Regions from separate parts of the Homo sapiens genome. Here all the other regions are linked to region 1. The links are chromatin loops, found by intact Hi-C in ENCODE. Cell type or tissue: endothelial cell of umbilical vein. All regions are shown on one strand.

The links. Peaks named below come from ENCODE experiments on the same cell type or tissue, not always from the same donor. Only the 100,000 strongest peaks of a DNase experiment are listed, where the experiment ranks them.
Region 2: a loop joins it to region 1, with 6 times the contacts of the local background. A loop is called at or near these places in 2 of 110 quality-filtered maps.
Region 3: a loop joins it to region 1, with 7 times the contacts of the local background. A loop is called at or near these places in 2 of 110 quality-filtered maps.
Region 4: it touches region 1 in a loop (6-fold over the local background); 2 of 110 quality-filtered maps call a loop at or near these places.

The regions. Positions count from the first base shown.
Region 1 is chr7:11,712,095-11,720,094 of GRCh38, forward strand. All of the region lies in intron 1 of THSD7A (thrombospondin type 1 domain containing 7A), which reads right to left. Among named protein-coding and RNA genes, the nearest start is that of THSD7A, 120 kb to the right of the region's middle. In endothelial cell of umbilical vein, no CTCF peak of the experiment used is centred here; DNase peaks (open chromatin) are centred at 2,327 and 4,337; H3K27ac peaks cover 4,085 bases.
Region 2 is chr7:11,645,609-11,653,608 of GRCh38, forward strand. The region is part of intron 1 of THSD7A (thrombospondin type 1 domain containing 7A); the gene reads right to left. Among named protein-coding and RNA genes, the nearest start is that of THSD7A, 180 kb to the right of the region's middle. In endothelial cell of umbilical vein, no CTCF peak of the experiment used is centred here; DNase peaks (open chromatin) are centred at 3,563, 4,593 and 6,653; H3K27ac peaks cover 501 bases.
Region 3 is chr7:11,602,371-11,610,370 of GRCh38, forward strand. All of the region lies in intron 2 of THSD7A (thrombospondin type 1 domain containing 7A), which reads right to left. Among named protein-coding and RNA genes, the nearest start is that of THSD7A, 230 kb to the right of the region's middle. In endothelial cell of umbilical vein, no CTCF peak of the experiment used is centred here; DNase peaks (open chromatin) are centred at 3,641 and 5,491.
Region 4 is chr7:11,622,686-11,630,685 of GRCh38, forward strand. The region is part of intron 2 of THSD7A (thrombospondin type 1 domain containing 7A); the gene reads right to left. Among named protein-coding and RNA genes, the nearest start is that of THSD7A, 210 kb to the right of the region's middle. In endothelial cell of umbilical vein, no CTCF peak of the experiment used is centred here; a DNase peak (open chromatin) is centred at 3,196; H3K27ac peaks cover 1,225 bases.

The DNA.
Region 1 (8,000 bases):
GGAAAAAACTAGACTTCTGTCTATGGTATATGTTTCCAAGTTATCCTCCAGCTGATTACTTGGGCTAGTACAAACCATAAATTTACCCAAAGAAAATGATGACAGCATGATGCAAAATTACAGGTCCACTGACTATACCCTACTTTTCTGGGTGATGGGCTGATCCTGTGTAATAAACACTCATATTACATTCCACAGTCGAGTACTATAGGTAGAGATTATTCACCATTGGTTTGAGTTTAGGCTTGAAGGAATAAATATGTAATCATATGGCAGGGAAAGGAACATGTAACTTTTCCTCTCTTATCACAGAAACTGCCATTTTGCTTTGGAGTTTACAGATTACACAGAAGTCACCTAATCTTTACTGAAAACATTTACCTCTGGAAAAGGTCGACATTTTGATACAGGACAAACACTGTCACTAACCTTGGCACTAGACTTTAAATATTTTCCACCAAATATCAATAATATCAGTAATAAGTTTCATTTCTCATGAGGCCAGCTATTGACCATCTTAGGTATGCTTGACCCAAATGAACTTGATGTAAGCAGAATCTCAGATTTGTTGCCTCAACCTTAGATTCTACATTTATTTACTTAGAAGTGTTTTCTACTTAATCCTAACATCAAATCTCACCTTCAAGTAACAGTTGATAAATTACATATGTGGCCTATTATATGTTATTTTAGTAATGAAACTGTTCTGTTCTCCATGTAGAAATCATCAATTTTCTGACAAGTTTTCTTAAAATGTAAGTCAAAGAAAAGGGTATAATTCATTCCCAGAGCAGAAAATAATACTAGATTCTAGATGAACTTAAGTATCTTCCAATTAAACATTCTAAGCCTAGGAATAAGCATCAAATTTCTCCGTCTTTTTTACTTCCATGGTACCACATCTCTACATGACTCTGATGAATTTTGCATCTTCATGTGACCATGCATATGCAAAGAGTGATTGAGTGGACAGATAATTTTCTCAACTCTTCCAAACACAGGATGCCTTGATCTATAGTTCCAAAGCCATGGCTCATTAATTAGCACAGTTCTGCATAGCACATTGCTGCCAAACCAGTTAGCAGCCAGATAAAGAGATGCAAAGCTCAACTTCTGTGGCATTTTGTGTTTCCCTCCCATTCCTCAAAAAAGATAAGGACTAGAAGTAATGAATAAATAGGTTAAAAAGACAAATAAAAGCTAATTTCACTTTACAAGGTTTATGTTTATGATCTTTTCTTCTCCCAGTGGTTTTCTTAGCTTGGCTAGGATATGCCATGTTACATTAGTAACTATCAGTTAAAAAAGATAAATTGACTCCTAATCTGTCTGTCATAAATAAGACTCCCTGCTCATGCATGCTCTGAGAATGAGAACTAAATTTACTGTCGTCTTGCCCTTTCAGCAGATTACTCATGGAGGCATAAGTAGGTATACACAGAATACAAGGAAATGTCCTATTCAGAGTAAAAGTCCGAACTTTATTGCGTATATCAGGAAGCAATTGTATATGTACCTGATGCCTGTGGAATCCTAACTTTTGTTTAGGATTAAGGAAAGGAGTGGACCTCAATCTTTATTAAAGAAGCCAGATGATCATGACAGTTGGATTGTAGAGCCCATTGTGTCTCAGTCTTCTGGCAAACTTCTGTAAATAAACAGGCACACAGAGCTAGATGTTCTCTTGTCACTTAAACTGCAATTCCTATCAGTGGGTGCTGAAGTCTTAAAATGACTTATATTTTATTAAATAGAATACTGGTAATACAGTCTTTTTTCAATTGGTGATAATAAGCAATAGGTGATAATAAGCAATAGGTCAATCAAAGACAGTTCTTTAAAAATAACAGCAAATATATTAGAATAGAAAGGTAAAGAAAGGAAAAAACATCAGAGTGCGTCATATACAATAATGCTTTTATTTGTTGAAAATTTAAGTTAAATATGTGTCTGTACATTGGGTCACAATTTTAAAACTATTTGTTAATGAAGGTCACAGTCAAAAAATGTTTGCAGGAAAACGATGTTTTCAAGGCACTTGTAGTAAGTGATGTAATAATCTTGCAGCATTTAAACCTCTAAATGTGTTAATAAAATAATAGTATAATAAATTAATTATAAAAGTGTTTAAAAGTATGTGCTATGTGCTAGGCAATGTTCATAGTGAATTATATGTATTTTATCAATCAGTCCTCACATTAACCCTATGACATGTGTATTTTTAAATTTTATGCTCTGTGTTTTAAATTTTAAAGTGTGTGCTCTGTGCCAGGCAACAGTCATTATGAATCATATGTATTTTGTCAATTAATCTTTACCTTAACCCTATGACACACGTATTTTTACTTTCCATTTTGTATAGATTGAGCTACTGAGACATTTCTCAGGAGCTCTTGTAATAATATTTTGATTGAGTTAGTGTAAAATAATGCATGATTTCATAAGTGAATAAATGATTCTGACTCTTCATCTATTAGAACACAGCTAGTAGTGTTAGAATTAGCCACCTTTCTCACCCTTGTTTTCTTAAGGAAACACAGAAAGCATCTTCTTAATTAAAAAGTACCCTAAGAAAAAAAGCAGTTTTCCAAAATTATAGTCAAACTATGGGAATATTTTCAGTTAATAGAAGCATTTGACTAAATTTTCCAGAAAACACAGCATACACAAAATACTCTTTCTCCTTATTCTCTCTATTGATGTTTCTCTTCCCATTTAGCTCTTTTCTACCAAATTTAAGGAATTCCAAGATTGCAAACCACAATAGATTGTTCAGTGTGGCCATTGGAAAAGGCATGTCAAGGTTAGCTGAGTAAATCCAGGAATAATCAAATAAAAAAGAAGGCACAGGAGAACAAACATTTATTTTCTCTCACACTGGGCTGTACATATTTGGCGAAGTGGCTTCCATGGTTCTCTCCTTCTTTATAGCGAAGGGTTATTTGTGTTGAATAACAACTCTTCCAGGTCAGTAAAAGTTGGATCAGGAATTGAACATACTCATTGTTCAAGAAACAAACAAACAGAAAGAATAACTAGGTGTGAAAGAAGTGGATAATTATACTGAAGTTTACCAATTAAATTCCATGTAGAAAAATCATATTGTTTTCCTCTGAAAGCTGAGAAACACATTATTACATTACAATGAAGTTTCATTTGCGAGGGAATGAAGATTCAAAGATCTCCTTGGAAATGGAGATTCCAAGTTTATACATGGAAGACTATTCTACAAGGATACTCCAAAACTTAGTATTTGTAAATTAAATAGTACAATAGCAATTCTAAAATATGCAGGAAAAAAATGAAGAATGCCTAAAAATAATTTTAATGCCTCTCTTTCTAAATGGTTTTACTCAACTTAATTAACTGCTAACAAGTGTTTAAACTAGTTAGAAATAGATATATATGAAACATAACTCATATACACACAACCTGCTGTTAAGATTTTTTCTTTCCTTCTTTCTGTCTCTCAAAGCAATAGAATTTTGATTTGAGAATTATATATTTTGTATAGATTCTTGTTTAAAATGGAATTCTATTTTTGCTTAAAAAATGTCTAACTTTTGCTGCTTACCTAAGCTACAGCGTTATTTGAATTAGAGATATTTGGATTTAATATTTCTGCAGAAGCCCAGACCCCCATCCTTATTTCACTGGAAATAAAAAACCACAAGGGTCTATTTTCCCTCCTTAATCCTCATCCCTGAACTTTCCAGAGGGATGAAAAACAGTAAATGATGGACGCTTTATTACATGAAAGCCAGTTTGTAAATATCAAAAGGCAAATCAAATTTCTCTTTGTTCTGCAACCATAGAAAGACAGCAACATTTTCATTAAGGTACGAAATAAAAATCTGGGAGAAACCCATATACCTTAGAGTGATCTAAATTGAAATACTAAGATTCTAGAAAGAGGAGAACCCATCAGGACTTGATAACGATGTCAGTGAGAGAGCAGAGAGGAACATTCCTGACAGACCTCTCAATTAGAACACTAAGTTAACATCAATACTACTTACCCTTCTTTCTAGCCATACCTCCTGCCTTTTCCATTTTTTCCCTAAAATTCTTGCTGTCTTACAATATGTCACATGCTTCCACACACAAGGATTTGCACATGGCATTCCTTCTGCCTGGAATATTCTTCCTCCAACTCTCTCCACCCATCTTGAATGCCCCTGTGACTGTTCTAGTCCCCAGGTGCCATGTCTAATTCATATCTGGTGAGCACATAGCAGGTGATAATAATGAAGTAGAGATTAATAGGTAAACAGGAAATTACAATGTAGGGATTCAAGGACAATGATGGGAACACACAGAATGTCATGGGCATCCTGCCCAACCCTGCTCTGTGGTCCTGGCAGACATCCACATTCCTTTAAGCCACAGATTCCTGCTTCCCTACTTTATTGTTCCTACTTTATTGTTCTTGGTTCTAGGCTTTGGTAACTTGGAACTCAGCTCTGACCCTGGAAAACTTTTCTCACTAAATTCTTCAGTGAAATAATCAGACAATCCAATAGACTATACAGTAGGGGTTTTTTTAAATCTTTATATGCCTCATGTTATTCAATTCTTCTTATTGCCATTCATCTATATCACCACTGCTTGCCTATGGCATTCTCTATACTGGTTCCTGTTCCTCTATTTCTTCCTTACTCCAATGCCTTATGTATATGGCTGTCCTATTTGTCTTTCTGAAGAAAAAATCTTATTACATTGCTTTTATACTACTACTACTAAGAAAAACAGAAAAAGCGTATGTAATACAAACATAAGACAATTACAAAAACACAGAACCCAGAAAACAAAAGCACAAAAATACCCTGAGTGGTAACGAATACCCTTTATGAAATAGAACCACCTTTCTCACCTTACATTCTATTATTCCTATCATAAACTCCTCAAATCTCTTCCTTCTGAAAACAGCTCACTTCCCCAAGAGTTCCATTTGCTAATTCTTTTTCGTAGTAATGTGATAAGAGAGAAAGCTAACATTTTTTATTAACACTGATCGTTTGCAAATATAGTGCTAATTGACTTTATGTACTGAGATCCACACTTGACTGATTCAAAGGTCTGATTGCAGGAACGCTATGAAAGCAATAAAGGTGATAGTCTCAGGCAGAGGTGGGTGTGTGAAAGACGGCCTCCTCGCAGAGGCTAGACTCTAGCCCGTCCTTTGAATAACCACATGCACTGGGATTCTCCCTTAAGTGATCTGTGCTTTTCCTTTTCTTGAGGAACTTCCTCTGCTCCTGTTACAGCACATTTTGTTTCTCTATCCTTCTATTTCTACATGGTGGGACTTCCATTATAAGTGCATTCCTACCTCTCCTCACCACTCCTACCACCACCTCACCCTCCATTTTCTGCTTTCCATGGGGAAAGGAGTAAATTTAAGACAAGGAGTGGCACAGTGCCAGAAAGGCCCTTTTTCTTTTTCTTTATTGGAACCAACCTTTCAGCAAGATGGAGGATTCTGATCTGTCCTGTGACATCTGGCCTGCCTCTGTGGAGACTTCTATCCACTACTAGGAGAATATATCTGTCTAATTCCACAGCAAAGTATGAGGGAGCCCATTTTGCCTGTTCTACCCTTCATCCATAAAACAACTGCTTCTACACCTACCTGTTTGATTCTTGTCTCTTGCTTGGTTCCAAACTAAGAAGTAGATATGAAGTATTATTTTTTGGTCCTTTCCCTGCTCTAAACTTCCATGTCTTTAACTAACACTTTCATATCAATGATCCAAGATATATCTCATGGGGATATGGTTTCTATGATATTTTTTGTAAAGGGCTTTCAGAGTACCTTCTAGATAATCCATTCTAGGATCTTTGTTTAGTCTACGATTTCCAAAATTCAAAATTTCATCCCCTGAAATTCAAGTGAATGACCCTTCTCAAAACTAATCTCTATGCACAAAGATTATCACAAATATATATGCAATCATTATGGAAGTAATTTGCATAAGAGGAAATGTAATTTCTCTGGACCAGACCCTAAACACCAGTTTGTAGAGAGCATGCTGCATCCTCTCTTGAGAACAAGTTAACTTTATTTGATATATAGTATAGCAAATGCAAAATTTATGAAAGAACTAAAAACCTCTTGTTTCTGCAGCACAATTTGTATGCGATCTGAGGACATTTATTTAATAAAGGGAAGCTCTAAACAAATTTGAGTACATTTAAATTTTGTTCCCCCACCCAAATTGCCTAACCTGTCTACATAGATACATATACATAAAGTTTGATCTATGGTTATTTCATTTCTGTGTTAAATCTGATAATGTGACACATATTATCAGATGTGTCACAGGCCACATTATTGCCCTATTAAAATATTTGCAGCTTGAATACTGGTACATTCTATAGTTTTTACAAATCATTTAAAAGTTGCATTCCATGGAACTAGCAGGTAGTGCATTCAAGCTAGTGTCTACCATTAAACAGTGTACAATTGTCATAATTATCTACATTATTTTCCTTTAAATCATCAATCTCTGACTAAATTGCTTTAATCCATAGGTCCTGATATAGAATTCCTCTACTGAGCACAATTTTTTTAGTATAAGAAACTGACCAAATTATTAATTGATAAGACATAATTATAAAATCCACAGTCCCTTTAAAGTGGAACTTATAGAGCTCTAAAACATGTTTTTAAAAAACAAAACAATATAGTCCTAGTGGCACATTTGGTCATGATTTTGTCCAAATAAGACAAAAAGTTTGGGCATGCAGAACTTTGAATTTTATTACAGTATTTTTCTTTCCCAACATGTTTTAAACATATTATGGATACTGTTGAAATAGGGACAATTATGAAAAACAAAAAGGAAATAAAAAAAAGCATCAGACAGATTTATTACTTTATACAAATTGAGAAATTTTATAGCTGCCATTGAAAAAAGAAGAGCAGGACTATGTATTTTCTCTATAAGCAATATCGTGTGTGTGTGTGTATGCGCTCATGTGTGTTTTTCTTAAGTCCACAGAAGGCCAAGTGTCTCATTTTTCATCCCCCAGAAAAGGTAAGCCTTTTGATTACCTATTTAAAACATAGATTAGCAAATTTCTCTACTTCTTTATTCTCTTCTCTGGGTTCCTTCTATCTTCCCACCTTAACTAAAACTAGACTGTCTCATATGGTCTCTGTTTCCTCCCACCCTACGCCCTTGGAGTTCTCTCAGGTGACTTCTTTCTCCTATACTAAATGAGACTCAGTATCTGGAGACATCAGCCTTCATTGTTCTGATAGATTTTCTATATTGTCTGTAGGTCATTACTTTTCTACTCACTTTCATAAACTCCTTTGAAGCTCATTATATTTGGATTTTGTTTGTGATCATTTTTTCAATTTCATAATTATACTCACTCTCATTAATTGACAATTTGCAAAACTTACTTACTTTTTTCACTGATATCCTGTCATTATCTAAGGTACTTCCATGTCCACATGCAACACATGGATCGCTCGGTCCTTTTGCTTCTGCATCATGCCCAGTGATCCCCTCAATGAGTTATTTTTCTCCTCCTCAACTCCACTCCAGTCATTAGAACTGTGGCCACAAACCAGGTCTACTCCACATTTCACATAATAAAATCTTTAACTTCAAAACTCTATTCTTCTAGAAATCTCACTCGGTGATTTCCAATGCACTAGTTCTTCCATATTAACAGGGCCTTATAGATCAATGGGGAAGAGGCCATATCTGTTAAGTCTACTAAAATAGCCCTGAACCCTATACATAAACCTAAAAAATAATAGTTGCTCAATAAATATTTATTGAATGAAAGGATGAACCGTTCTACTTTCTCCTTAACTATAACTCTGTATTATCTGTCCTGAATGAGATTAGATTTCATGCTCAAAGATAAGTATTGGTTTATCTCAGAACTAAACTTCCTTGCTCAGCCCTCCTTTTGTCACACCTGCATGGCATGACTGCAAATAAGCATGGCTTAGTGCTGTTTAAGAACACATTCCAACA
Region 2 (8,000 bases), 66 kb before region 1:
TATGATTTAAAGGTACCTTTCAAACAGCCTCAAAACATGTCAATAAGAGGTGTATTAAATACCACATCCCTAGATTACATTGCTATATTGTATTTTATTGCTATGTTTTATTTCATATTTATATAGTACAGTGTGTTTTCACCTATATGATCTCATTTGATCTTTACATCAAGCAGTAGATATAAAAAATAAACAAGATTAATTTTGTTACTCTGTCCAGTAGTTCAATCTCTGTAAATCTGAAGAAAATATAAAGCCATCAACCACTCAAATATTTCTGTGGTTTCTTTGGATGCAGTTAAACACCCCCAAAAAAGTAGTTATATAAACTGTATTTGAGCAATTCAGTTAGAGAGTTTATGGTGCTATAATGAAAAGTTCCCAATTTTTGAGTAAAGTCTCATGCAAATAAGGGGATGCAAAAACAATTTCTTAGAGAAAATTCTTCTTCAAGTTAACAGATTCCTAAATCAATGTTTCCCTTTCAAGCTCATAAACTCAGAAGAATTTGAGAGTGTTAGAATCTTGATTTCAAAATAACAAAATGTGGTACTAATAGCCTCAATATCTATTAAAATTTTAAAAAGATCTATTTGAACAGTTGCACTGCCAATCTACAAAACAACATAAACTTCCTCCTTACCCCACTTCCCAAATAATTACTACAACCAAAAAACAGAAAGCAAACTTGAGAGTTATATAGGATTTCAGTATAAATGTGATTGGCAGCAGAGTATTTATGAAATAAGAATAGAAATTGTTGATCATAACAAACATATAATCTCAATGGATTTGAAGACATGACAAGTCTTCAGAGGCTGCTTTAGAGAATGGATTGAAGGTAGCAACTAGCAAATCTAGTAAATGCATATGTTTGTGAGTGTTTAAAATAGGTTGTCTTAAAATTGGTGTCAAAGAATAGCACTAAGAACTGCATAACATTTCACTCAAAAATGTGAAATGGACAAAACTTTTTACCCATTTCAGGCTACCGATCTTCCATTACAATTGTCCAAAAGTGAGCTACCTTTGGAGAATACATATTCAACAGTCCGACTTGATGCTAAGGGAGTCAAATAAACAAGATATTGGAGGTAAAGGAGTCCTATCACAATTTTCACTCTATCTCAGGGAACTTTGATAAAAAATAGTAAGTGACATCTTAATAAATTTAAAAGCATGCTATGTTGTCCTGGATTACCCCAAAAGTAGAACTTGAGACAAAGGTTTATATGCAATAGTTTATTTTAGAAGTAATTCCATGGAGCAGGGCTAAGGCACAAAAGAATAAGAGAAGGAGAAATCAAGGGAAAGCCAGTGCAAGCATATGTAATAAAATTGTCCACTGCTATAGGTGCCTGGTTATGACTTTGTGGGACCTTCTGAGGAGATTTATGAAATGCGTCTCAGAAATGTCAGTCCAGAGAATAGAATGATTAAACATTTCTTCTTTGACTCCTGTTCCTCACTGCATAAAATTGCTTGAAGTAGCACATAGGCGGTTCCTGATATAATTTATCCCTTGCACCACTAAGATTTTCTTATTCTACCATTCTACCATTAAATCCAATGAATCACAGACTCTCTCCCTCAATATTATGGCTAGTTCAATGTCTGCAAGTATAGGTTTTTCCCTCTAGAACTACATCCTCCAATTCAGCAGAGTTTAAGATTGTAGGTATGGACAGCACAAATTCCTGAAGTGACTCAGGGGAACGATGGAGAGAGGGCCAATCCTACTTCGCCTGAGAGTTTTAACCCGTATGTCTTGGCTCTTATGGCACAGCACCATATTTTGCTTACTGGCTTGGCTCATCCTGGAAAACATTTCTCCAATCATGCAATCTGTTATTTTTCGACTTAAGCCTCTAATAGGCAATACTACTACTCAAATTAGAAGAGCTGCTTTTGGGTAATGAGTATGTAGAAAGTCCAGTGGATTTCATTGTCATTGCTGCTTGTCATGTCCCTTTACTATAAGATATATTCTTTTGAATAAAGCAATATTATTCATACATAAAATACAAGACCAAGAAACCAGGCATCTGCAAGTCCTCTGATTATGATGCTGGAGAAGGCACTGTAGCCATAGAAGACAAATGCATATGCAGGTAAGTGTCAATTTTGCTAAGAATGAATTGCTGTTCTATTTGTGTTAGGAAGTGTGTGATATTGGCTGACTGCTTCTTACAGGTTGGTCCTTAGCAATTGTAGTAGTTTGACCAGCCTCGGTGAGAAGAAGCTTATACTAACTACTGCGTCCATACATAGCACCCATCCCTGATACAATGGCCAATCTGAAGCAAGAGGTTAGCTGATATCCACAGGTCAAAATTTCTTCCCTACCTAGATACTCAATTCTGCCTCTAATGCAGATGCTGCCTGATGGGCATTAACACAGTCCACAAAGATCTGCCCTTTGGATCCACTTTCATTGAACACTCATATGCAATTTATCTAGACTTCTGTATTTCTAATCAACTAGATAAGCCATTTGCCATTGCTTAGAGGTCCATGTAAGTCTGTATTTTAGGCTACTTGTCCCTTGGTAAACAGTGAAAAACTAAATATAAGCTCACAGCTCTGTCCCGTGGGAGGATTCCCCTCCACCATTATCCTTTAGAGCCATAACAAGTGGGGCTGCTGTGTTGCAGCTGTCCATTTGCAAGTAGCGCCAAAATATTATGCTAAGCCTATTAAGCCTGAAGTTTTTATTTTTTTAGCTGGTATTAAGAAATCCCTTATGAGCCATGAGTCAAGGGAAGGTCCTCTCTGTAAAAGAAGTAGGTGCCATGGGAGTCTGGGCAATGTGTTTATGTAATTTACTTTTTTTGTTGTTGTTCTGTGTGGGCCTGATCCCCAATGCTCCGTTTCTGTTGTACATTGGATTTTAGCTATGTCTTACCAAATACTTTATTTGGTGGGCTTCATTATATCTAGCTTAGAATAGACAACTCCAGCCAAAAAGTTAGTGTCCAACATGCAATATCTACTAGGACCCAATAGCTTGTCAGGATCTATTTTGTGGCGTGTGTGTGTGTGTGTGTGTGTGTGTGTGTATCATGCTTTTCTTTTCTTCTCCTAGATGTGAGTAATTCTCTTTTGCAAAAAGTATGGCCTTACTCCCAAATCCTAAGTGTCTGTGCTGCCACTTTTCTATTAGGGGTAGCCAGAGACTCCTCATAGCCATTTTATCTATCTGAAATATATCTTATGACATCAAATCTTCTGGGCCACTATGATCTCAGTGACTGAGCAGCTTGCTTCAACCAATAAATAGACTGTGGCAATATTTCCAAGTGCCGTGTATGATGCTGTCAGGATGCAGAGAGGCTGTGGTATGTAGCCAGTCTCCAAGATGATTCCAATGGTCCCTGCTTTCTGCTGTTCATGCCTTTTTATAGTGCTCTCTGATATTGCATGGAGATGACCTGTGTAACCACTGAGATATTGCCAAAATATTTGTGTATAACTTACAAGTTTAGATTATGAAAGATATGTGGCTTCTGACTTGCCCTCTCTTGGTTCATTCAGTCTGGGGGAAGCCATCTATGATGTCATGGAAATACTCAAGCAGTGTTTTGAAAAGGAAATGAGACCTCCTGCCAGCAACCATGTGAGTGACCCATGATCTTCTTGGAAGCAGATCTTTTGGCACCAGTTAATTCTTAAGAGGACTGCAGGTCTGGCCAATATTTTGACCATAAACTCATGATAGACCCTGAGTCAGAACCACCTGGCTAAACTGTACCTGAATTTCTGATGCAAAGCAACTATGGGATAATGAATATTTATTGGTTATAAGCTGCTAAATTTTGAGGTAATATTTTATGCAGCAATAGATAACTGATACAGATTATGGTGGCTGGAATAGGTATGTTGCCATACCCAAAAATCTAAAACATGGGAATGGCATATTGAAAGTGTGCAGGGGCCAGCAGCTGGAAGGACGATGATGAGTGTGTTGGTAAAAGCCAAAGGTACTTTGAGAGGCTGCTTGAAGCAGACTGAAGGCCCTAAAAGTGACTGCCAGTAAAGACTTAAAATAAGTGAGGAGGATGTTATTGGAAACTTGAGGAATGGGGACTTTTGTTATAACACAGCAGGAAGTTGAGCAATACTGTCACCTATAATAATGTGGAAGTCGAAATTATATCCAATTAACTGGGTGATCTAGCTAAGATTTCCACACAGACTGTTAAGGGTGCCACCTTTCTTATCAGGGTATCTCTAATACTTGCCACTTTCTAGTCACCAAATCCAACTAGTATAATATATCATTCATATAGTGGACCAGGGTCATGTTCTGAGGAATGTCAAGACAATCAAGATCTCTGCCAACTATATTTTGACAAACGGCAGAAGTGTTAATTTGGCCCTGGGGTGAGGGAGTAAATGTGTACTGCTGTATATTCGCTATTAAAAGCAAACAGCTTTTGATATTTCTTACCAATGAGAATTGAGGAAAAAAGCGTATTTGCTAGATTAGTATCTGCATATCAAGTGTCAAAGGCTGTGTTGATTTCTTCTAGTTTAGATACAACTCATTCATAATAGTTGCAATTGGGGCCAACATATGGTTAAGTTTATAATAGCTTGCTGTCATCTTCCATGACTCATCCAGTTTTGTTCTACTTTTTTTCAGGGAAAATACAAGTTGGTTGAACAGGAATATAATGTGGACAACGTCTCCTGCATCTTCTGAATCTTTGATGCAACAATAATTTCTGGAATTCTTCCAAAGATGTTATGCTAGAGCACAATACAATGTGTTTCATTCCCCATCTACAATGCATCCCAAGATACCAAAAAATGAGAGTCTTAGTAACTATAAACAGGAAGCTACTATATTTCCACCCAGCAGATGAGAGAGCAAAACACTATCCACTTGCTTCTATTACCCATTGATCCATAACGAGCACAGGATCATTAACATTAATTCCCTCACAACTTCAAGTTGTGCACAAGTGAGTGCTGAGTGGGTTTCTGCAGGTGTCTTGCACTACCATGTCAGAGAAGCCCTGGAAAAGTAGGTTGCTCGGCCTGTGGTAAGTGGCAGTCAGTTTGCATCTGTGTGAATCTGGTGAAACCTGTGCAAAACTGGAAGCCACAAGAGTGAGCGAAGGCAGAGGTGGAGCCAAGAGGATGCAAAATAGCACAGAAGTAGCATCACACAATGAGCTTGTGGTAGATGTATTTGTTTTGTTTTGTTTTGTTTTGTTTTGTTTTTTTCTAAAAATGCTTTCTTCTGAAAGGCATTTGTTTTTCTATGAACTAATAAATGTTAGGGACAAAACTGCAAAAGGCTAAAGATGTCTGCATTTTTATCACATTAACTTACTCAAAAGATAGTGAGGGCCTACAATGTGCTAGGTGCTGTGATAGGCAAGCAAAATTGACATGTGTTAAGATAAGCAAACACTACCAAAAGTGGAAACAATCCAAATGTCTAATAATAATAGACAAAAATGTGATATACATACAATGGGATATTATTTAGCCTTAAAACGAAACTCTGATGCTACAACACGGATGAGCCTGGAAAGATTATGCTAAGTGACGTAAGCAAGACACAAAAGGACAAATACTGTATGATCCCATTTATATGAAATACCTAGAATGGTCAAATTCATAGAGACAGAAGATAGAGTGGTGGTTATGAGGGGATAGGTGAAGAAGGATATGGGAAAGTATTGGTTGATGAGTGCAGAGTTCCAGTTTCAGAAAATAAAGAATTCTAGAAATGGATAGTGGTGATGGTGGCACAACAATGTGAATGCATTTAGTGCCACTGAATTTTTCACTTAGAAATGGTCAAAATAGTAAATTTTATGTTTTCTCTACCACTGTATCCATCTATTATCTATCTATCTATCAACTATCTATCTATCTATCTATCTATCTATCTATCTATCTAGCACTACAATGAACTATAGCCCACCCTTTTTTAGTCATGTATATAATATTCTGAAACTTAGAGAATACTTCTATATATAGCAACATTACCTCAAGGTTCTAAGGAGTTAATGCCAAGTTCAAAGCCTTGGGGAACTTTTAAACCCCTTAGACCTAAAGGCAATTTATTTGAGACAGTCAAGCAAAAAGTAAAGGGCCAATTATAGATCTGGTAGCTTTTCTTTGTTTTATTAAACACTGAAAAAAGGAAATAATAGCTCAGAAATGCCCATTATCATCTTAGTTTTAGTGGCTAGTATATTAAATTGGTGGTTGTTACTAGAAATAATATATTCTAAGTTCATCATCTGATGACATTATATTATCAATTGTATACCTCAAGAACTGCAATATAGTTTTAGCCAATAAATAATAAATTGTAGAAACCATCTTCTCAGAATGGAACATAAAATGAAGTGAAGTTAATGTGTTGATTTCTAGAATGATTTTATTACACATCTAGAAGCATATTTTATTCCTTAATTCTTTAGGACATTTTTGCCCATACTCTGGTTAACAAATGTGTCCATGGCTGTTACGTTTCCTTTTTTATCAAAATTATTTATAGATACATATTAAATTTTAGTATTCCCCATGCATATCATAAACCACACCAGTAAACCAGGGCCAAAGTAAATCTTTATCCTAAAGTTGTACAGCAATTAATCAGGCTGAAGAAAAAAAAAGAGAGGAAAAAATGTCAATTGTTTCCTTTCTGGCACGGGAGCAGGACTGGCATTACTACAAATAATTATTTAGGATAAGAATAAATTTGGTTTTTGAAAAGACTACTGTGATACACTTAGAACACTAAAACGCATGACTTATTTACAAGACACTGTAGACACTGTAAAGCCTGCCTTAATGCAATGGCATTAATTATGCATTGCCATGTATATTGTAATTTCCATAATAATTTCTGTCCTACTAAGTGCCATCATCATTATAAAGGATTAGAAGAGTAATTCAGGCACCTGAAACTAAATTTCCAACATGCGAATTGGTATGTATATGTCTGTAAATATACTTCTACATATTTATTCTTTAATGTATCAAAATTGGTTCATTTATGATAACAAATATACCATATTATGTAAAACTTTTTATTAAGTTGAAATTATAAATATACTTTTAAAATAAAAATGGTTTTGCTTCCAAAATGCATCATCTGAGGGTGAGGCAAACTCCATGTGTCTAAAGAAACTGAATTTATGGTTTAGGGTAATAATTTGCATCATTACTGACTTGGAAATGTTTATTAGAACTTAGATTGATTATTCCTATAATTGATAAAAGTCAACTGAATTTTGTTAGGTTAAACATGAACTCAAAGCTATAGGATTCTAGGAAAAATAATCAGTAGGTGATCAGTTAACAATCTGAATGCAAATGTTTAATTTCCAAAAAAAGCGAATTGAGGAATAGCTTAATTTTTTAGTAACATCTTCTCAACTTACTTACTATAAGCAAGAGATTTATATGGCATTTATTGTTTACTTATTCTATAGAAGACACTGTATTGTTTTTGCAAATTTCTCACCATCTGCATCTTTCAACAACCCTGCCATACAGGTTTTAACTACCATTATTTCAATAGTTATTTTACTGACTATTTTTATAGTTATTGTATTTTTGTTTAGTTATTTTATTTTTTATTATTTTGCTGATTCAAAATTTGAGAATTTAAGAGGCCCTGCTTATTATGAACACATAAATAGTACCCATGTCACACAACTATTTAGCAGTAGAGGGAGATTTTCTAGCTCAAGTTGTTTGACTTCAGGGTTTTGTCCCCAAGCCAATTTGCTCATAACCATTTCCTCTAAGAAACACTCTTCTAAAGCTTCCAAGCCCAGAGAGGAACACCGAGATCCACTCCCAGATATGTGTGTGTGTGTGTGTGTGTGTGTGTGTGTGTGTGTGTGTGTGTGTGTTTTCCCCAGAGACAGAGTCTTGCTATGTTGCCCAGGCTGTAGTGCAGTGAGTATTCACAGGTGCAATCATAGCACGTTACATCCTGGATGTCTTAAGCTCAATCAATCCTG
Region 3 (8,000 bases), 110 kb before region 1:
GTGTATTAAGTAACTCTACTTAATACTGGGCTTCAGAAGTACAAAGATAAGATTACAGCAATTAAGTTGGAAGCATGTAATTTTGCTAGGGGAGGTACAGAAAGTTACATAAAGTAGTAGGTTACTATGGTGAATTTCAAATTACGTATTAGAATTTGTCATGTTGAGATGAAGGTAATTAATGGAAATATCAGATAAATAGCCTTTTTTTGTTCGCTTATTGGTGGATGGGAGAAAATGGATTTTTCCTTGGTCTCAATTTAGACAGTTTTGGGTGAGCAGTGAAAATAAGAATGGAAATTGAAGGCCTCGGTCTGATTCCAGGCTGTTATGTAAGTCTAGAATAAGACCTCCTGTGGGTGATAATGCCATTGAAACATGTGGCACAAAAAGAAGATGATATTTGTATTTTACGTAGATTCTGGTGGTGAGGTGGGAAAATGAATTATTACAATACAAGATTGAAGATAAGAAGATTCTCAGGTTTTTATGGTTTTAGGTCTAACGTTGATGGATTAAAGACTTAAACGTTAGACCTAAAACCATAAAAACTCTAGAAGAAAACCTAGGCATCACCATTCAGGACATAGGCATGGGCAAGGACTTCATGTCTAAAACACCAAAAGCAATGGCAACAAAAGACAAAATTGACAAATGGGATCTAATTAAACTAAAGAGCTTCTGCACAGCAAAAGAAACTACCATCAGAGTGAACAGGCAACCTACAAAATGGGAGAAAATTTTCGCAACCTACTCATCTGACAAAGGGCTAATATCCAGAATCTACAATGAACTCAAACAAATTTACAAGAAAAAAACAAACAACCTCATGAAAAAGTGGGCGAAGGACATGAACAGACACTTCTCAAAAGAAGACATTTATGCAGCCAAAAAACACATGAAAAAATGCTCATCATCACTGGCCATCAGAGAAATGCAAATCAAAACCACAATGAGATACCATCTCACACCAGTTAGAATGGCAATCATTAAAAAGTCAGGAACCAACAGGTGCTGGAGAGGATGTAGAGAAATAGGCACACTTTTACACTGTTGGTGGGACTGTAAACTAGTTCAACCATTGTGGAAGTCAGTGTGGCGATTCCTCAGGGATCTAGAACTGGAAATACCATTTGACCCAGCCATCCCATTACTGGGTATATACCCAAAGGACTATAAATCTTGCTGCTATAAAGACACATGCACACGTATGTTTATTGCGGCATTATTCACGATAGCAAAGACTTGGAACCAACCCAAATGTCCAACAATGATAGACTGGATTAAGAAAATGTGGCACATATACACCATGGAATACTATGCAGCCATAAAAAAGGATGAGTTCATGTCCTTTGTAGGGACATGGATGAAATTGGAAATCATCATTCTCAGTAAACTATCGCAAGAACAAAAAACCAAACACCGCATATTCTCACTCATAGGTGGGAATTGAACAACGAGATCACATGGACACAGGAAGGGGAATATCACACTCTGGGGACTGTGGTGGGGTGGGGGGAGGGGGGAAGGATAGCATTGGGAGATATACCTAATGCTAGATGACGAGTTAGTGGGTGCAGTGCACCAGCATGGCGCATGTATACATATGTAACTAATCTGCACAATGTGCACATGTACCCTAAAACTTAAAGTATAATAAAAAAAAAATGCCAAAAAAAAAAGATTCTCAAGATGATGATAACATTAGTATTTACAATAAACATATATTAGTGCTTACTATGTGCCAGACACTGTTCTAATGTTTATGTATATAAAATGTATTGAATTATTAATCTGAGACTTCAGAACAATTTCATGAAGTAGGTATTATTATTATTGCAACTTAGTACTGATGAAGAAACTGAGTACAAGGAGGTTAAAGAGTTTTCCCAAGGTCTTGCTTACGAAGCACTCAAACTGAGTGAGGTATTATGATGAATACAGGCAATCCATCATTGAATGTCTACAAAGAACCGGGTACCGTGTTGAGTTTTACCTAGAATATCTCAGATAATCCTCAAAACTGCTTTGTAAAGCAGAGGTCCACTCTATCTATCCATGTATTTGTTTTTAATAGTTACTGCCAGGAACTATTCTCTAAATGCATCACTTTAAAAAAACATATTTTTAATAATTAAAGCTTTCTTTAACATCACAATTTTTAAAAAATGTTTCTTTTTTTCCCAGATTTAATGAGATATGATTTATTTTTACAGACAAGGAAATGAAATTTAAATGTTTTCTCCAAGTCATACAGCTAGAAATTAGCAGGCCTGGAATTCAAACTATTCAGATGTTTCTAACTTTGGCAATCTTGCGAATGACAATGCAGTTCTCTGAAATGCAGAACACAGAATGAGAAGCAAATTTCTGGCAGTTTATAAATGAGTTTAACATTAATTTCTTGACTTGATGTGGATATATCCAGCATATATCCAGTAGGCAGAAATGTTGAGCAGACAGATGCAGAAGTAAAGGCTGGAATTTATTTGAAAGCTCAGGATGGCATATATGCTTCTTAGAAATCACAAGCATATCAGAGTTCAAAGCCAAGGCCACAGGAGTAGATGAGCGCTCACACACTGGGACTCATGTTACTGCTGCATCATACACACATGGCCTTAAAGTGGACCTCGGTGGGACCATGAGGACTGTAATGTTCATTTCTTTCATTTTGAAAATGGGTAGGTTGTATGTCTTCACTGTAGTGGCATAACCTGAACTGTCACCTGTAAATCATGTTTGAAAATGCTTTACTTAGAATTGACATATTTAAACTCTCTCCTTTATCCCTCCTCTCTCTATATGTACATGTATATATGTATATATGTATCTATCTATAGATATAGACACAGATATATGAAAAAACATTTTTTAAACTTTTCTTCCTAATATGGAAAAAAACAAATGATGGTTGCATTTTGGATGTCACCATAGGTCCACTGCTTCTAATCCAGGGAAAGTCATGAAAATGAGCCCAATAATTTCTCATCATTTTGCTGAAGTTTAACATCTGCAGTCTAGGGCACTGGAGTGGAAGTTGTTCCTACTGGCTTAGTCTAATCTAAAGTTTTGCTAATCAGAGCTGGGGCTGTGGACCAACACCATCAGCACTAACTGGGACCTTGTCAGACCCCCGCTCCATGCTACAAATCAGAATCTGATTTTAACAACATTCCCAGAAGATCCACATGCACAATAAAGTTTGAAAAACACTCAAGCACTCAAAAAATATAAGCCAGCTAACATTTACACTTAATCTTCATCAATGTAGCCCTACTTGTAACAGACAACAGAAATTCAGTATATCACACAGATAGAATTTATTACCACATATTAGGCAGTTTACCAATAATTGGATAGGCTGGAGGAAAAAGCCCTAAGCCAAGTTTCCAGAGCAACTTCCAGCCCTCAGAATTGCACTGCTGTTTCTCTAAAGCTTTTTCATAAAGCTATTTTCTGTGGCTACAGGAAGCTATGTTGCTGCTGGCACACACTGCCCCATGAAATGGGTACTCTGCCTCTCCCTACTGACCTCAGTTCAGAATCTAAGCCCAGCTCCAGAACATGTAATTGTTGGAATCTAAATCACATCCAGGCACCTGGCTGCAAGCAACTTTGGGAAATATCAATTTTAGTTTCCTGCCTTTGTAGTTCAGGAAGTCCCACTAGTGCAGTGCTAGTCAAAATGTGATCCATGAATGAAGGCAACTGTTTGTTGGGGTGTGCAATGAGCTAAGCACAGGAATTCAGAATAAATACTGAGGCAATTTTACAGCAATTTGAAATTGCTGTGGCATCCATGTGCATGATCAGTGGACTCAACTCGATGAACAGGGTATAGGCCAGTTTTGTTACTGTTGAATTCTACTTTGAGTGGCATGTGGCATGAGCTACATAATAGACATGCACAGTAAGACCATGTCACTGGAAGAGTAGGAAATCAAATGAAAACAAGCAACCAAAAATGTGACCCTTTGCCCCAGATAGCTTCAGAAGCTCTGCACTGGTGGAGTTGGATGATTGATGAGCGCAACCTATGAATGGGACCCTCCTAAACCCAGTTCAATTCCTAGCCCCTTTATGAGGCTTATTGTACTGTGATAAGCTTGTATGACTTTTCATAAATATAAAGCATTTTAGCACTTAAGAATATATTATCTGTAAACAAAAGCCATAGCAATATTTCATTTTTAGCCTCTGTAGAATGTCTCTAATAAGCACTTATAATATTCTTATTGAGTTACAAAAATGTTTTCTTCCTGTAAAGATACAAATAAATTTAATAATACTTTTTTATATTAATGATATTACCTGACATCACTTGACAATATTAACAAATTTCCCCAATATTTGTAATGTGAACAAACAATTTAGTGTTCAGAGTAGAGTAAAATATTCATTTTGTGTAAAGCAAAATATATTTGTAGGCTTGTATACTTTGTAATGACAGCATGGCCACAGATTTATTTAATTAGATAATTTGTCCCAAGAATGAAAATGGCTGTTCAAATACTGGCCTTCAAAATATAAGAGTAATGGGACTTAAACCACATGCAAACTGTTACTGTAACTCTTTTGACATATGTAACAAACCTGCATGTTGTGCACATGTACCCTAGAACTTAAAGTATAATAATAAAAAAATATATATATAAAAGAAAAAGGAAATGAGAAGCTTTTCAAGGTAGATGCATTTTTCACATATGCTAAGACAGCCATCAGCCGATTGACAGGTCTGTAGTCCCAACTCTTATGCTTTCATGTAAAAAGATTATATTTAAAATTATACTCAGATTTAGTACTAGAATATAACGCTAGTAGGAAATATATATGTTTTCCGACAAATCTATTGTTTGCTTTTTCAATACTAATGAATGGGGTAGGAGGATTTCTCAGTGTTTCTGAGACCGTTACTTATAGCAAGACAGAGGACGATGACTGCTGTGCTCATAGTCAAGAGATTTAAGATATTCCTAAACTGCCGCCCTTGAATTACATGACCCTGAGTAGATAGTGATCATTCTGTCCCACAGTTTTTCCATATGGTGAAATGATATTTTACTAAAAGATCAGTAATGCCCCTTTCTTCAATAAAATTGTTCAACATTTTAAGTTTTTATAACTTAACCTCAGTTCTGATTGTCTTGTGTTTTCAGATTGAACCTTTAAAAAAAAAAGACTTTTCCACCTTTAACTATGTTCAAGTCACACTTCTTTCTTGAATACAAAATTAAATTTCTTATAATTATTTATTTATTTATTCATTTATCAATTCAAATGAGTGTTTTACAAATTCCCTGAATGAATTTTACTCTCTAAGTGTGCCCATTCCTTCATGGAATTCAGCAAGTTAGAAGCAATAATTCTGTTGGAGGCAAAATGCACTCATGTTAAAGCCATTTTCCTTGTAAAAACAGAGGTCTTTTCCCTTGCTTTGATATTTGAAAATCTTTTGTTGAGCTGCTGGGGAACATTGCCAAACGGTGTCACCTGCCAGCTGGAGTGATCATATGCTCCCTATGAAAGCTGAGGGCCATGTTGCTGGTCAGCAGCTGAATGTGAGGATATCAGCATGGCACATATTTAGTAATGGGATAAACTGCTACGGTAATGAGGCCTCCCTGAAAGAGCCAGTACATAGATTTTCTATCCTTTCACACAGTGAATGCTTGCATGCAGCTGCTTACTTATCACCCATGCTGTTCCAGGCAGTGAACCATGGTGAAAATTCAGGACACAAACCCAAGCCCACCTCAAGTGAAAACTCTAGGTGGGTTTATGAGACTGAGTAAATACTACCTACCACACTTCAAAAATGATGCTAAGTGGCATGATTGATTTTCCTAATTTGTTTCATCAAAGCTATTTTTTAGCATTATGGAATTTTTGCCTGTTAAGAGGCCTGTTTTTAAAACTTAAACAAGAAGATTAGGAAAGGTAACCAAAAGATGTTTTAGATATCAATAACTTAAAAGGAGAATTACCAAGTACCAATTTAAAAATTGATTAACTGTTACATACTCCTGTGAAAAATGAGAGGGAGAGAGAAACTAACACTAACATATCTGCAATTAAAGGATAGAGGTTAAAGGCAAGAACCTCTTGCCAAGCACTCCTGTTGACTAGAACATTGGGTTACATTAACGTTCACCTGACCTGACCATTCCCCATTGCTTGGACAACCTGGAGGTCCCAGTGATTACTCTGTAAAAATTCATATAGAACCTAATCATAAAATGTAATTTATAATTCGTAAAAATATAAGAAAAAGCAATGCAGTTATCATAAAATAATGCCATTCTTTCCTGCTCCTGTTATTCAAATTCCAGGCTATTTCTCTGGTCTCCTCTTTTTTTCTAAACTTTCATTCCCTTAGATGAACATCCACAACCATGACTTCCACTAAAATAACTACAGAAGTGATTCCTATTTTTATTTTAAATCCAATATAATGGTTCCCAAACAGAATTCGCCATCTTCCCCTCAAAATGTCTTGCTGCACATGTTTCCTATTTCTCCCGATTCTTCACTGTCAATTCTCCTGTATGTAATTTGCAACAAGTTCTTACAAATCCCTATACAGAACATTTTCAAATCATCTGGTGATCTCCATTTCCAATTTTATAGCTCCAAACCAAGTATTCTATGTGTCATCACAGGTTTATGAGGATAAACTGCCGTTGTTCTCTAATTTGCCCTTGAATATCCCATCTCACATTGCTCTGCCAGAATGAAGTTTCTGACAAATTTATATTAATCCTGCTCAAGAACCTACACTGTCTGGCTCAGAGTCAACTTCACCCAGTGGGAGCCCTTCCTTCTGAATTTCAGGGTTCTTTACAGCTTCCCCAGCTTCTCACAAAGAATAAAACATGGCATGCTGAGAACATCATTATCTTTACAGCTCCTGGATCCCTCCCTTTCCCTTTCACTATATAAATCTTTAAAAAGCCTGCCCCGGCCCATGAAACCTTCATGGGACACAATGTAATAAAAGAAAATCTAAAACATTAAATTTGAATTAGCAAATGAGACACCCAGAACTGGGAGGACCCACTTTAACAGTAATCTGTTTGACAAGAGGCAGAGCTGTTCCATGGGAACAGAGGATTACTGAGGCTGACAAAGAGTAGTGAACTGGTTTATTTCAGATAGAACTGGGGGCAATTCTGCTTCACATGAAAGAATTCCTAAATATTATTGTTGCCCAACATAAGAAGAGCTGCCTAAAAAGAAATGAGATACGGAAGAACTGAAGCAGGGTTTAGGTGAATATTCATTAGGATCCTGTATTGTGACCACAGGCAGGGAGGTGGAAGGGACTTTAGTAAGCAGTACTCCTAGATACTCATCACAGATCATGCAGAGAAGCTTATTCAATCTGTTTAAAAACATATTGGTGTGTGTGGGGTTATTAATATTCAGTTTTATTGAATCAAATGTTATGCTGCTAAAATCATTTTTTTTAATCACTGGAAGAAAAAGAAACAATTGGCCTGGAGAGAGTAAAAAGACCTGCATATCTGTCCTTTGTTAAATGATCTTGAGAAAATCACTGACCATCTCTACATCTCTAAATTAGGGAGAGAAGCATTTCCATTTTCCATTTTATAACATGGTTGTGAAAATTATGTGACATAAAACAACTAACATAAAAACAACTCGAAAATGGTTAATGCCTACAAATGTTTGATATGAAGATGATAGCAAGATTGAGATAAGAAAATATAAATATTTTAAGATATTAATAACTTTTTTAGTAGTAACTTTCCTCTCTGGAAGCCACCTAAAACTGTGAACCTAAAACTGTTATTTCCCCTGACATAGAAAACGACACTTGATTATATACTGACTCTTGTTCCTCTGTAATTTTTGCATGTGTAATGCTATTTAGTCCCCTATCAGACTTTCACTCCCCCAAATTGGAGCTTTGTCTTACTTATTCACTTGTTTATTTTGCCTCAATACTGGGCAAGAAAGATACAATGTACATTCAT
Region 4 (8,000 bases), 89 kb before region 1:
CACTTGCCTTATTCTCTCTTATCAACCTGGCTGAATATCTAAAATTGTCCCACTCAATATTAATTTCTAAAATAACATAGTGAAGGGCCATGTATTAATGTCATGAATAGATTATATGAATTATTTTTTTAAATAACCAGTAAGCATAGAGGAACAAAGTAAGAGCCAAGTTAAGTTTTGGCTAAATAAAATCTCCAAAATGTTATAACATAGGTATCCCTTAGAAAGGCTTTAGAGATATCTTCATAGTTGTGGGAGAAAATAAAGGCAGAGAGTTGAAGGCTTAAATATTTTCCCACAAGGGGAGATGTTTACACTCAAAGAAAAAGTAATTCATGATTTTGTAACCTGGTCAAAATTTATCCTTCAGTGCTTTATACTTGCCTAAAATATTGCTACATTCATGGACTATCTAAATTAGAAGGTAGCTATCATCCAGGTCAGTGCTATTAGGACTCAGGAAAGAAAAATTAAGCACCTGATAGATGATCACTAAATATTTGCTGAATAAATATACAGAAACAGATGAGGAAGTCTTTGCAGGGAGAGAACATGAGATTCCTCAGTCCATGAGTCAGCTCACTCCTCTTCCCACTTAGGGCGGAACTAGGAAAAGCAAGGAAGTACCTAGGAACAAAATTTAAGAACGCACTTGCATGACCCTGGGGGTGAGTGCCTCATTAAATTTTGTGTCTCAGTAGCATCTCTTGCGTCTTACCCTGTTCCCACCCCCACTAATCCATATTATTCCTTGATTAGAAGTCCTCCTTCCTTATTCATCATCTAAAAGAAAAAATTGCCATGCCACACTCTCAGGGCAGACTTCCTGATTCATCATCTATTATAAAAGAAAAGAATGCTATGCCACACCCCATGGCTGACTTCCTCTTCTATTGCAGTTCAGGATTAGAGAAAGTAAGTAAATGTGGGGGTGGGGGTGAGTAGAGCGAAGTGATTATTTAAAAATATCCTTTCTCACTCATCTCTCCCTCTTCGGCAGGGTCAAACCTAGAACATGTAGAGTTTGGCTAGCACATACAAGGATAAACAGTGAAAACATGTGTCTAGGTTGAACAAGGAATAGAAGAGAACCTCAGTTGTTAGTATCATGAAAGGTTAGAACAAACAGAGCCTGGGATCAGCTTTAGTGTTCTGGCCACCTGAAATCATCTCAGAGTTTCCCTGACTTTCGTCTATTGAGGACGTGGGACTCCAAATAAAATGACCAATTATTTGATACATATTATTTGAGAAAGATGAAATAACATAGAAACAAAATAGGGCAGGCAACTTCTTTTCCTTCTGTTTCTAGTATTTGCCAGCACTATCCAAATCATCCCAGCATTTTGCCATTTATTTATCTATCAGAACTCCAAAGGTTGGAGGCTGGTTATAGGCAGACATCAGAAGATACAATCAAACTTTTAAATGAAAACTGCCAATATTGAATTTCCACTTGAGTTGATCCTGTATTGTCTATGTGGTCTCAATGCCTCCATTGCTGCTACTTTGATCCAGGGCTTCCTCACCCCATTCTTGGATTATAACCACGACCTTACTTGTGGCTGTCCAAACTCTAGAATTTGACCCCTCCAATCCATTCTGCATATCATTCCTGTTTATGAACATAATTTTGCCTCAGTTTACTGAAGAAAAGGCCAGATTTTTCTGCCTTACCATCAAGGTCATTAGGCTTCTTTTCAAAAGTTATTTACTGCTCTTTTGCCACCTGCTCCTTTAATTCAAGTCATACCAGCATCTTGACTGCCCCTTACAGATAACCTGCTCATTCGACTTCTCAGATTTTTTAAAAATGAGGTTTGACTTGGAATGCTCAGTCTTTCCACCATACCCTACTTAGGTAAGTTCTATACATTTCTGGGGAGGAACTGGTCAAATTCTACTGCCTTATCAAATTACCTTAATAAATATAGGTACAGTCCTTCTCTCAAAAACTTTAGTTGTTTTTATGTAAGATTTATCCTTTCATCAATGATTTATTTTTTACCAAGTATGAACTCTACATTATGCAACCCATAAAAGATACAAAATCTCTGGGCCAACCCAGAATTACAGTAATTTAAAGTAATTTTATTTATTTGTTTTTCTCTTGTCTTTCCTAAACAGAATTAAAGACATCAAAGTTAGGGATAAGGCTTTATACAGAATTGGAACTAGGTAGTGACTACTATGTTCTCCTTCACCTATTTTGTATTTAATTTTATTATATGGGATCCTTGATAGATTAGAATGCCAGAGAAGTATATTTTTGATAAAAGCATTTGAACACCATTTTACAAACCAAAATGTATCAGTATATCGTATATTGTATAAAATTCAAATGTATTCCAATTTTATACCACTGAAAATAATTTCTGAGAAATTCATATTTATTATTCCAGAGTTAGGATGTACATCTCTGTTTCAGTATCTGTCTCCATTCTTACCCATCTGTTAATGGGAATATATGTATATTCATATTTATGTAGGTTAGTTTGTGATCTGTTATATGTAGTCTTTTGAAATCTTAAAATGATTTTGTTGTTGTTATTGTTGCATAGTCTCAACCTTAGTCATAATTAATTTTTATTTTTCAAAAACTTGCTTCATTTATTCCAGTATGTTACATTGTAAGTGCTTGTGTCAATATTCCAAGATGTTTACTGTACAATGGCTTCTTGTATTAAGCACAGCAGTATTTTGTCCACTTACAATTCAATTACTATACTGGTAAATACTACTCAAACAAATTTTTCATCATCACATCTTTTATCTAATATCAGTGACCACATATTTGTACTAAGTAGAGAAGAAAGCATCTCTCAATGAAACTTTTGGGAAAAAGCTAGATAATCCCTTTATAATACAATGATATGAGATTTTAAAAAAAATAAAGAACATAGCAAGGTGAAAGTGTGAGTAGAGGCCTAAAAAGAAGAAAATAAGATAAAACACATGGAATTACTAATATAATGTGTTAGCAGACTCTAAAAGAGTGAGCATATTCTTAATTAGGTTATACAAACAAACAATGCATTAATGATTTATTAAATTCCCTCTTTTATGGGAATTTGTATTTTCTTTTGAAAGTATTTCCTCCTATTTAAAACTATTCTTGTTTGAGTCAGAGCGAAACTCAATACTACCCACATCAAGCCAGTAGAATTCCAGCAAATAAATGAAAACAATGGGTAAGATCACAGTTGCTGCCAAGGAAATGCAAGGTCACTGCCCCGATCAGCAGCAAGGCTCCCATAGGAAACTTGCTCTCACAATGTCTCAAGCAAGAGAGCTAAATAGAACAACTAAATGGGAGATATTACTAAAACTCCCAGGAAAAGTGATGAAAGTGATATAAACCTTATTTCAAGTTCATGTGGAGGATGATTAGGCAGTGACATATATTATCTGACTTAAGTTTAGTCCCTTCCCCAAATCCATCAAAGGTTTAAAATACTACCTAGGACCCTCTTTTTATTTAATTTTCCTCACTTAAAACAAAAATAACCAACAGTGCATTGTCTACCTCAATTTTCCTAAGACGGTAGGTCTTATGTTAGGTGTTCTTACAACACAAAATAATAAAAATAATAGTAATTATGCAATAATAATAAAAGGAGCAGAAAGAAATCTTTGCAGGTGATGAATATGTTTATGACCTTGATCATTTTCATCAAGGTCATATTCCCAAATTCCTTGAGTTGTATGCCTTTAATATGTACAACTTTTCATATATCAAGCATACCCCAATAATGTGATTTTAAAAATACTCCTGAAAAGTAAAAGGAGAGGTGAAGACATCCTGTCCATGATGAGATAATCATACGCTGGGATGTAAGAAGTGACCCTGGTGGTCACTTTAATATTTTTGAATTTGTTAGAAGTTTACAGGTAGACATTGACAATTTTAGCCCTTAATTTGCCATCACTGACACCAACTAATTGATAGTGATGAGCTTTGTGGCTTGAAGATATAAAAACAGGAGTGACTGATATAAGTAAGGACACTTATAAATGGACAAAAGATGACACTAAATTTAAAAATTCTCAGAGACTATTGGAATACATTTATGATATTAATAATGGTATATTTTCTCATTTATAAAGAAAATATAACAACAGCAATTATTTAGTGTTAACCAGGAACAATAATATTGAAATAATATTCTCAATGTTGTATCCTAAATGGAATCAGTATAAATGTATATTATCTTAATTGAATAAAACATATCTTTTGAGGATATTCTTTTACATGTTCTGGTTATTTTTTGTCATGACCTTAGAAGGTTCCATTTTCTCATTGGCTTCAGTTGAATTCCTGTTAGTTACTAAAAGACTCAGGTTTTAAAACTAAAAGATTTTCTTAAATTTTAATACTGTAACAAACATTTACTGGGAGCTGATTATGTTCTAGGCATTGTCTTAGCCTAATGTAAGCGATTAAGGTTAACGTTGCATCTTTCTTAGATGGGTTGATAGGTGCAGCAAACCACCATGGCACATGTAAACCTGTGTAACAAACCTGCATGCTCTGCACATGTAACCCAGAACTTAAAGTAAAATAAAAAAAATTAAATAAAAATCATATTTACTTAAAAAAAGAAAGTTTGTCTAGTCATTCACCTATTGTTATTACATAGATTATAAATTCATACATATAAATATATATGTGTTGGTATATAGCCTTACATAATATACCTACATATAAATATATACATACAAAATGTATACATATAAATATATATGTGTTGGTATATAGCCTTTCATAATATAACACACATTTCCTGAGAAAACCTTCAATATTTAACAATTTTTCATGAAATCTTGGACCTGACATAATATAAATGCAAAGTACTTTTTTAAGGAATGAAATTAAGTTGAGGAAAAGAGCAGAAGTAAATAGAAACAAATTTTGATAATAACAGGTGAACAGATCAGAATGGGAGATGTACATAAACTGAAGCATAAGTTTGAAGATAAAGATGTCATAGTTAATGAGGGATGTTCAATGGGAATTTAACAAAATAGAAGTCAAGTTATTTTTGAATTATAATTTTGGTCAGACCAGCTGTCTTGGGTCTCAGTGCTGGTTTAGTGAAGAATATGTTCTGACTGCCTAGTTGCTCTATCATTTTGAAATAAATATAAATACCTTTGGTAGGAGTAAGAAAATGTATGCGCTCCCCTTTAACTGATTGGAAAAAGATAGTTTATTTTTTATATAAAAAATAAAATACTGTATATAAAATAAGCTAAAATCACTATCATTAATAATGCACCTCCTCATGAATAATTTGCCTTACAATCCTAGCTAAAGATAACATAAAGCCATAGTGATTGGCAAAATATTATTTCCTTATTTATTTATGTTAAAGTTTTAATTATTGTGATTTTAAAATGTATGCAATATACTTTTATAATAGCAAATGTATATAACTTATAAATAAATAAACATACATTGGGGCGTGTTAAAAACCCTGTTACTAATAAATGTGGAAATGTTTAGACCTGCAGGATATAAAGTCTAAACATTTAAACTTGACCTCCAAGATCTTTATAGGTTTCCAAGACCTTTATAGGTTTTCTCCATTTCTCTTCTAGGCTAGTTCCTCTTCCCTTTGTAATCTAACCTCCAGAGGTGAAACAACCTACAGAAACAGTATTTTTCCACACGGAACAATTACTGCTGCAATTCTCAGTGCCTTTGCTCTTTTTGTTCCCATATTCTTTGGCCATCTCCATCCTAGACCTGGTGCATGCCTTCTAATCCTTAACGCTAGCAGCATTTTCTCTAGGAGGCCATTCTTGATCCTGCCAACCTCCTTCCAGGAAGAACTCATTATCTCTGTTGTTATCTGCACGCACTTTCTCTCTCTCTCTCTGTAGACAAAACATAGCACCTCTAATATTTTATTGTTTCTTTTGTGACATTATTTCTATAATAAAATGTAGATCCTTGAGATTATGATCTTTGTTTTGTCTTTTTGTCTGAATATTCTAGTGCCCAGAATGTCTTGATGCCTTTAGTTTTGTTGAATGAAAAGGTAAATAAGTAAATAAATGCATAGTGAATTAATTAGTTAATGAGTAAACTAACAATGACATAGAAGCAGTTCTCTGGTTCTGACACCGTACTTTAACATAGCTATTATTTCTCAATCAGGGCCAGCAGAAAACAATGTAAACTCACAGGGGTTAATTCAGAAAAGTTCGTAAAAGGATTATTAACAAAATTGTAGGCATCGAGGAGTGGTATAGCATCTTGCAGCTATTAACTATAGGAAGATTATTACCCTATGGCGATAAAGGAATCAAGGGAAAGGATTTTACTAGAATCTGAGGTAGACCTAGAGCTGGGGAGAGGACTGCTGGATACAGGCAGGAGCCTTTGCTAGAGAAATTCAGCCAGGAACAGACAGGAATAGTCTCTCTTCCCACCATCTGATATACTGCTGCTTTCTCCCATTGGTAGAATCCAATGAGAAAGAAGGCTCAGAAGCCTATGAATACACTGCTCAGAGGTCAGCATCCAGACACACGAGCAGGATGGGGAAGAGGTGATAGTGGACCTCTAAGGTCAAACATAATATACTGCCTGGTCAGCTCGACATTTTGAGAAAACTAAAATGTCCTTTTTAGCCATCTACCATCTACCAAAGAATATGGGCATACTGACTCTGTTTAGTCAGGTGTGGCCAACAGGCAGCCGAGGCAAGCTTGCGAGACGTGATGATGAGTATCTGGCGGGCAACTCGACGCTTTGGATATAACAGAAAGTTTTAAGATCTAAAAGCCTGCTATTTAGAAGTAGTAATTTTATAAATGGATTCTGAACAACCTAAAAGGAGTGTTACTTTAAATAGTGGGCAATTTTCTCCTTTCTCTTTGGTAAGGTTAGGATTAGATTTGCAATTTTACTGATTCACAAAGTCGTAGCGTGGGGATGGGCCCTCAGGAACCATATAGCTCATCAACTGAGTGATAACCTTGCAGTTACTCCCAAGACTGCGGAGAGCTGCCTTAGTCTATAGGCACTGCATAGAAATTCACCCTGATGTTTCAGTATGAACTGATCTGTAGGCCATGTTGAAAATTAATTAACTCTCTGCCAAGAAAGATATATAGGATTTTATGTCTGCAATTTTAGGTATGGTGTTTGTTTGGGGTTCATTAGAATCACAAAAGTTGAAAGGCTTTTAGAGATTTATTTTTAGGCTCTCTCCCTCTCTACCTCATCATTGCCTATCCCAGAACACGTATGGTTTACAGATGAGAAAGCTGGGTCCCAGAAAGTGTAAATGACTTGTTCAATACTCTGTAGCCATGAATGCATAGGTTTACTATTCTTATTTATTATTTATTTATCCCAATTATCCATTACTGAAATTCCATTCTTGTTGATTCAGCCAGCTTCACAACTGTTATAAAGCAAATGCTTTATATTCAAGTTTGATATCACCATTCTGGAAAGCAATCCTAAAACAGAAGTTTGGAGTAATTAACAACTAGTATTCTAAGGTAAAATAAGAACCAGGCAAAAAGAGATAAGCTGTGTTGAGAAAAAATACAATTTTCTGCTCAACAGTTTTAAATTTGAAGATGAGAGGGGATGCCAGAAAGTCTGGGCCTGGAAAACAAAAATCAGAAATCCACTTTAAGAAGTATTATTCATTACTCTCTGAAATGCTAAGGCTGAATTTATATAAAGACTTAAAATGAAAAATGAATTTGGTAACAGAAATGAGATAAAAATACTCCAAGATGTTAATATTTCTAGAGGTTATTATAATATTCACCCCTTCATGTTTTACCCAGTTATGTTTATCCCATGTATTTGTGCCTGAAGTATCTGCTTTATGGAGTTATCTAGAAGCTGGATAGTTCTACTTTTCTTGGCTTAGCCAACAGAAATCTGTTTAAAATCCTAAATCTGTCTTATTCCCTCAGGAATTCACTGGGCTGAATTTCCCACACTTTTTGGAAATGCTTCTCCTGGAATT